Linked DNA regions of Mus musculus: region 1 is linked to region 2. The links are chromatin contacts, found by Hi-C or POLR2A ChIA-PET in ENCODE. All regions are on one chromosome and are shown on one strand. The core of a region is the stretch at or near the end of the contact, and the rest is flanking DNA. Distances in the headings are between cores, read along the strand shown.

Region 1 (4,073 bases), core at 648-3,147, 87 kb before region 2:
TTTTTTTTTTTCGAGACAGGGCTTCTCTGTGTAGCCCTGGCTGTCCTGGAACTCACTTTGTAGACCAGGCTAGCCTCGAACTCAGAACTCTACCTGCCTCTGCCTCCTGAGTGCTGGGATTAAAGGCGTGTGCCACCACTGCCCGGCACTTACCTACTATTAACACAACCACTAGCGCGGTAGCCCAGTTGGCAAGTCACCGGGTAGGCAAGCCTGGCTGCCAAAGTTCTAGCCCTAAACACACAGTGAAGCAGAGAACCACCTCCTGCAGGCTGTTCTGACTGCTGCATGCACACCTCGGCATGCTCAAGCCCACACCTACGCACACACGCCTTAACGATTAAACATTTAAAACCCCAGCCAATGCTTCTAAAATCATGTGGGATTTTTTTTGGTAAGTTTTATATATATATAATGAGTGTGACTGTTTTATATATGTCCACCCCATGAATGGCAGGTACATAGGTGAGACAAGGGCGTCAGACCTCTTAGAACTGGGATTGCAAATGGTCATGAGCCACCATGTGGGTGCTGGGAACTGAACCCAGGTCCTCTGTAAGAGCGATGAGTGCTTTTAATCAGTGTCAGCTTAAGCCATATTGTTTTCATATGGTTGTTTAGTTGGTTATTTTTCTATCAGTCCCAGGGATTCAAATTAGGGCCTCACTATAGCCCCTGCTAAATCATGTTTATGAATGACAATCTGAGTGTCTGAATTTATAGGTTAAATCAATAAAGGACACCACTTTAATGTCCTGTAACGTTTGATATAACTAAGTTCCTGTGCACATTAATAACCGAGTCAACTTTAATTTTATTTGTATTTATTTATTTATATTGATTTGAGACAGGACCTCGTTTAACCAGACTGAGATTAGAGGTACCTGCTGTGGCTGCCTCTGCCCACCTTAGTTTCATTATCAACTAGAAATATTCTTCTTCATAGGAGAAACATGGCATACTTAAACCCTCACATATATTTCCTCACAAAGGAGGTTCTCACTCATAGTCCATAAAGATAACATAGAGTTACAGTACCTACAGAGGGAAAGAATCCTACTTAAGTCAAACTCCAAAATAACTTAGATTTCATTCTGAAGATCAATTTGTATAGTATATTGAGTCGATTAAAATCGAGACACAGATGAACACCGATAAAATCCTGAACTTCTTGGTCACTGGCTACTTGCGGGTGAGTTCAGACCGCTTCTGCAGGGTAACTCTGACCATCATTAGGCAAGAGACTGACCCCTAGTGGTGAGACATAGCATCATCATTCAGCCAACCAGGGCCAAAGTTGTCTGTCCCACTTCCGATCTCCTACAAGCCCAAACCACACTGCTAGGGAGAGACCATTTTAACCCAGGAAATACCTCCTACATAAACGCATGCGTATGCTTTAAAAAAAAATTCTAAATCAACTTTTCTGCAACACATTTGTTCATAGTATCAAACAAAAAATTCCTTAAAATTGCACTTTTCCAACTCCCGTAGAACTTATGTTGCCTCCTCTCAGACTTGCAGGGCCACAGTGGAGCGCCGATTTACACCTCCCCCTCCCCGCCCTCCCCCACACCAGAACCCCGCTGCTGCTGAGAAAAAACAGTTTTCACTCCTCCCTCCCTACACAGCAAAACATGGAACCTGCTAGAGCCGGAGGGATCTTCCACATTCCGCTCCGTGCCGCCGTGCCAGCAACTCTCACCGTAAATGTATCAAATGTATCTGTTTTCCACCTCGGCTGAAAAGCTTGCTTGCTTGTTTGTTTGTTTGTTTGTAGTGGGCAACAGTTAATGTGAACTCAAATTTCACCGTGCTAAGAATAAACGATAGGTGGGGGCTGGAGAGATGGCTCAGCGGTTAAGAGCGCTGACTGCTCTTCGGAAGGTCATGAGTTCAATTCCGGACATGGTGGCTCACAACCATCCATCCGTAACGAGATCTGACGCCCTCTTCTGGAGTGTCTGAAGACAGCTACGGTGTACTTACATATAATAAATAAATCTTAAAAAAAAAAAAAAAAGGTGTATTCAGCCATAAAACTTGGACATCTATGTCAATACTCTATCCCAAGGAGTAAAATGCTCTGTCGAACTTGACCTGGCTACTGTACTCATGCACCCGGTTGCTGTGGCTGCCTGCCGGTAAGACTTGCACAAAAATGAAACCAAATTCCAAAATGAATTGGGGCGCGCGTGCGCGCGGGGGGGGGGGGTTGCCTCAAGGTCCCACTCCTAGGGAAGGACCTACCGGCAGCTGGTGGTTGCTGAGGGAAGGGGGGTCATTTTTTAGCGTAGCTGCTGGTAGTTTGCTCTGTGGTCCTGTGGATGGCTCCAGAGCCCTGTGCACAGGGGCAGCTCTGATTGGCTATGAGTTATGAAGGGGAGGAAGACAAGTAGGGATCTAGCTGCAGCGAGGAGGGGGTCCAGTTAGAGCTGAGATGGAATATGGAGGGTGGATGAACAAAATACATTGTACAAACGCATGGAATTCTCAAATAAAAACAGTATATTTCGGGGGCTGGTGAGATGGCTCAGTGGGTAAGAGCACCCGACAGCTCTTCCGAAGGTCAGGAGTTCAAATCCCAGCAACCACATGGTGGCTTACAACCATCGGATCACAAGATCTGACTCCCTCTTCTGGAGTGTCTGAAGACAGCTACAGTGTACTTACATATAATAAATATTTAAAAAAAAAAAAAAACCAGTATATTCTAAAACCTCCCAATCAATGCACGAACTAAACTTTTAAGCTTAAAATAAGGAAAGTTTAGAAAAACATCAAGGTTGACACAAAAACATAAGGGTTGCTTCTCAGCCGTGTATGTGTGAAGCGATGGGCCCAATCTTCAACAATATGAGCAAAAATCAAACCATACAGTAAAACTGAGTCAGACCATTCACAAATACAGCTCCTGCGGTACACGGGAACATCTGTGTTAGGGAAAACCTTAGTGATAAGAAAAGAAAAAAAAAAAAAAAGGTTGCTTACATTTTCTCCAGGGGCTACTTGGGCAAGCTCTAGGCCAATGAGAAACCCTAGCTTAACAACAAAAATAACAAAAGAAAAAGATGGACCCGAGGATCACTTGAGACTGTCTGAGGCCTGTGTACCACAAGCACACCCAAAATTCCAAAGTTACGTTTTTGCAATATATATTTTATTCTTAAGTATTAATATAAAGTCAGAGAACTACTCACAAAGTTCTTACGAAAAATTTCAAACTTTTATTCATGAGGAGACAATGATGCTTGGCACTTGTGTGGTGGTCAAAGGACAACTTCCAGGAGTGGCTTCCCGACTTCCACCATGTGGATCCCAGGGGTTCCACTTTCGTTGTGAGGACTGTTGACAAGGGCCCGCACTACTGAACCATCTCACCCCTAAGTAACTCCAAGACAAGGCCTTCTATCATAAGTTGATCTGGAATTCTGAATACAGCCAAGGAGACTCTTGAACTCCTGATCCTCTGGTCTCCCAGGTTAGCACTTGGGATTTCGTGTTTGCCACCGTGCCCAGCTTGCGATAAGTTTTAGATTCTAGTACTAAAAACCCAGCGCCTTCCTTTTTTATTTTAAACTACTTTAGAGAACACTCTGCAGATAAAACACGCCATATGCTGAAATTAGCCAGACCCACACCATGCCACTCAAATGAACTTCTATATTTAGAACAGCCATTTGGAACAGAAACAGTGGTGCTTTAAGCTGGATTTTGTTCACTATCGAGTATATTTGTATTTGCCAAAAAAATGAAAAAAAAAAAAAAACATGGCAAGATTAAGAACTAGAAAAGCAGCCGGGTGGTGGTGGTGGCGCATGCCTTTAATCCCAGCACTTGGGAGGCAGAGGCAGGCAGATTTCTGAGTTCGAGGCCAGCGTGGTCTACAGAGTAAGTTCCAGGACAGCCAGGGCTACACAGAGAAACCCTGTCTCGAAAAACCAAAAAAAAAAAAAAAAAAAAAAAAAAGAACTAAAAAAGCAAGAAAATTTTAACCCTTCTCGTTCTCTTTCCACATGCTAGTCTCTGCCCAAAGATGCATTGTTAACATGTATACATGGCACAATGGCTAG
Region 2 (4,194 bases), core at 203-2,702:
CAGCCCTCCATGACCTCTGCATCAGCTCCTGCCCTGCTTCAGTTTCTGTTCTGACTTCCTTTGGTGATGAACGGTGATATAGAAGTGTAAGCCAAATAAACTCGTTCTCCCATGACCTGCTTTGGGGATGGTGTTTCATCACAGCAATGGAACCCTGAGACACTGAGATTAGTGCACTTCATCTCAGGAAATAGGAGACACTGTTTACGATCACTATGCTTCTTTCTCAGTCAAGAGCAACAGAGATTTGCTTATTTCTTGGATCTATGAAGCAAAGTCACACTGTGTATGTATGTCTACAAAATCCACTTTTCAGACTATTTTGGATACATATTTTTAATGTTTTATAGTTGTAGTTAATTTTTCTTCTTTCTTTCTTTCTTTCTTTCTTTTTTTTAAACACAGTCTTACATATCCCAGGCTAGCCTTAAAATTTCTGTTAGACCCGAGGTGGGGAAAAACATTTCCACAACTGTCTGATTAAGCAAGCTATACTTAGACTGGCTAAAGGCTGCCTCATCCAAGTTCAGGTTTCAGAAAGCAGCCCCTCACTGGCTTTTGAGGTCTCTGTTGTGGGGCAAGGATTAGGGTTGATAGATTACAGCTGTTGAGAGCGTTGGCTGTTAGCACCAGGACAGAAGAATGGGGGGACTCAGGGCTCAAGGCCGGCTGTGAGGTATACAAGGGTAAGACACTATATGGAAGGGGAGTCATCAGAGATGTTCAGGAGTTTAGCAAGGCAAAGGAGTATACATCATGGGGTTACAAATTCAGCAGAGGTTAAAAAGCATGGTTTTCAGGATATCTTAGGTTCAGGAAACAGAAGCTTACCCTTGCAAGGTATGGGGACACCATCCCCAAAGCAGGACATGAGGGAAAGGGTTTATTTGGCTTACACTTCTATAGCACCGTTCATCACCAAAGGAAATCAGAACAGGAACTCAAGTAGGGCAGGAACCTGGAAACAGGAGCTGATGCAGAGGCTGATGCAGAGGCTGTGGAGGGCTGCTGCTTGTTCAGTCTGCTTTCTTATAGAACCAGGATCATGGGGTTTCTGTTTTACATTATATAGTCTAGGATGACTTTGAATTTTTATTCAAAACAACACTTTCTAAGGGCCTAGCCATGTCTGGTTTATGTGGGGCTGGGTATTGAACCTAAGACTTGATGCACGTTTCTGAAAGTATTCTAGCAACTTCTACATTTCCAGCGCTAAGCAGAACTTTTTCTATATTCGTCGCAGACCCCGGGCTAAGACAAAGATTCTGAGCCATAGAAATAGAGGGTGTCTGGGAAGGACCACTTAGGGAAACACAGGCCACCTCACAGAGAGAGTTGAGGTGGGAGGGAGCCTGGCAGTCGCTGGCCTCACGTGACCTCTGCGCCCCCCGCCCCCCAGATCCCGCCCCTCGGCTCTTGGCTCTTGCAGGGGGAAAAGGAGGCGCATGCGCACTTCGTGTTAGTGATGGAGGAGAGAAGATGGCGGAAGCGGAGTGAGTGACTTGCTGGTGACTGATGTCGTAACCGGGGGGCGAGTGAGGGCTGCGACACGTTCCCCCGAGGCAGCTCTTGGGGCTCCGAGGCTGGCGGTGCAGGGCGGAGGCGAGGCGGGAGCCACGGCGTGGTGGAGAAGCCCGACTGTGGGAGGAGGATGGCAGGTCCAGCCAGCCTCCCCTCGGGAGTGCGTGCTGCGCCGTGCGGTCCCGGGGCTGTGTGGTCCTAAGCGCACAGCTACCCGGGGGACCCTAGTCTCCGGGCTCTCCCGGGACGCGAGCCCTGCGGCGCTCGGCCGGGGCTGTCATTCCAGCCGCGGTCCCCGCCGAGGTGTGTCCGGCTGGGCAGGCGCCGCCGGGCCTCCGCGCTGGCTCCTGCGGGCCCGTAGCCGTCTGTCTGTCCGTCCGTCCGTCCGTCCGTGCGGCGGGGGCGCGGGGAGGCGCAGGGAGGCGTCCGGACAGCGGCTGCGGCCCACGGCCGAGGCTCCCCACCTCCCCGGCCTTTCCTTGCAGTCCCCCTCCGGGCTCGGGCTGCGGCGGCGAGCCTCCCTCCCTGGAGGGCCGCATTCTTGGGTAGCGCTGTGATGCTATGCTCAGTTGGCGACTTGAAACTTCAGGTTCCCGGGTAGGCCTCTGGAGTGCCAGAGCTGAACGCGGCAAGTATTTCCGTGCCAAGCCCGTGCGCTCCCCGAAAGTGTTCTTTTGTACCAGGCCTCGAAATGTAAAGCGATGGTTTGCCCAGTTGCACACATCCAATGTTTAGAATTACTGTCTAGGTTCCCTGACCATTTTTGGTTCGTCAGAACTCACTGTCTTCTTCGCCCGCCTTTGGGCTTTGAGAGCACAGCTGAGCAGAATAAGACTTTGAAAGGCCAGGGTTTACGGTGGTGGCTTGGATGCCATTGGTCCCGGTGCCAAAGTGTTTTGACACGCAGTAGTTTCAAGATTTTACCTTACTGCTGATTGAGTGTAGTATTGAGCAGGTGCCATATGATACTGTGGTTTGCTGATTGGAAGGAAATGAACAGCAGAACGTCTAAAAATGTGATTCAGCTCCCACTAAAAGAAGTTAGCAGCCCCATCTGTTTTTCCTTTCACCTTACTTTCTCCCTTGTATATTGGAGCTGTTAATACAGCCTATGGTGGCTGGAGACTCCTGAGTCTCATTGAGGCCAGCCTGAGCTACGTAGTGACACCCTATTTTGTTTTGATTTTTAAGAAAGAGAAGTAAATGTTCTTGTTACAGGCTTGTCGACGGTGGGAATGCCAGCCGGTTCAACTTTTATTTCTCAGGAGAAAAAGACAGACAAGGAAGGAGGAATCCAGTGGATTCTCATGGGGCCTTCTGAGCCTGGGGTGACAGCTACTGTGGTTTTAGTTTGTAACAGCATGGAAGCCCTTAGAGGCTTGGCTTTATTAAAGTATAGATTTCTCAGTGGGTAAAAATTTGTACTACAACATAAATGACATAAGATCATAATACTGGAGGGAAAAGATTAGAAAGTTTGGTACAAACGTGTACTTTACTGGTTGTGCATTGGAAGCTGAATAAATTATATTCCACACCCCCAAATTTTAGAGCAATTTTCTGTGGGGGGGGGATTTTTGTAAAGATGTAAGAAGTTGCTTATATTTGCTACTTTATTTCTTTATTTCTTATTTATTACTTAAGTGGGCTAATCCGGTATCAAGCTAAACTTCTGACACTAGAGTTAGTAAGGACAATGGTGTCGTCTAAGAAAAGCTACTGAGAATTGAAAAAAATGAACTTAAAATTTCTTACGTATAGGTAGCTGCGTATATGTGTGTACATTATTGCCATGTATGTGCCCAGTCCCTTGGAAGCCAGAAGAGGGCATCTGATCCCCTGGAACTGGGTTTTGGAGGGTTGTGTGGGTGCTGGGCATCAAACCCAGGTCCTTTGGAATAACAGTGCTCTTAACCATTTGAGCCATCTCTTCAGTCCCACTAACATGTCCTTAGGATCTTATTTTTAATTTTATCTATTTTTTTTGAAACAAGGGTGTTGTGTAGCCCAGGCTGGCCTATCACTTAGTATGATGTAGCCAAGGGTGACCTTCTTCAAGTGCTGGGATTGCATGTATATGTGCCACCGTGCCAGGTGTACTAAGACACTTTAAATAACTGCACGGCAGCTACAGTTAAACCAGGAAGGAAGCTACTCCTTAGGAATCTTCTCAGAATGACTCTGAGGGGCGGAGAGATGGCTCAGTAGTTAGGTGCCTTTGTTCCTGCAGAGGACCTGGATTCAATTCCCTGCACGCACATGGTAGGTCAGAACTGTCCATAATTGCTTATGTGCAGGGCACACAGGTACATACACACATCCGCTCTTCCCCCATATACCCAAGAACACAGTAAGGACTCTGATAGTGCTCAAGCCCCACCCTCTTAATATTCTCTCACTACTTTATCTTTTGGTTTCAAATTTGTCTTTTTTTATTGAAAATTCTTTTTTTCATACAACATATTTTGGTTGTGTTTTTTCTTTCCCCACCCATAATCTCTCCTAGCTTCTCCCCACTTTCCTACCTACCCAACTTTAAGTTCCCTTTCTCTCTTTTTTAAACAAATAAACATAAAAACAAAAACAAAACTCCAGAAAGACCTCAGTGGTGGTGATGGTGGTCCATACTTTTAATCTCAGGAGGCCGAGGCAGAGGCAGGCAGATCTCTGAGT

The links. A loop is a pair of places that touch in the nucleus more often than their neighbours do. ChIA-PET counts read pairs that join two places held with the same protein, here RNA polymerase II (POLR2A).
Region 1: a loop to region 2 is called in a map of T-helper 2 cell, with 2.7 times the contacts of the local background. The contact joins the enhancer-like site here to the promoter of Phc3 in region 2. A Hi-C loop is called at or near these places in 2 of 37 maps with a recorded cell type or tissue (T-helper 2 cell and regulatory T cell). POLR2A ChIA-PET finds 5 or more read pairs at or near these places in 2 of 5 experiments (Patski and embryonic stem cell).

What each region holds. Positions count from the first base shown.
Region 1 is chr3:31,054,660-31,058,732 of GRCm38, reverse strand. No RefSeq gene overlaps it. Among named protein-coding and RNA genes, the nearest start is that of Gm33641, 2.8 kb to the left of the region's middle. Within about 2 kb of position 1,897, at least 1 of the 3 ENCODE cell types and tissues checked has a DNase peak (open chromatin) inside an H3K27ac peak, as active enhancers do.
Region 2 is chr3:30,966,673-30,970,866 of GRCm38, reverse strand. Phc3 (polyhomeotic 3) reads left to right here and starts at 1,452. Exons shown (of 15, transcript NM_001165954.1): 1 at 1,452-1,493. The coding sequence starts at 1,480.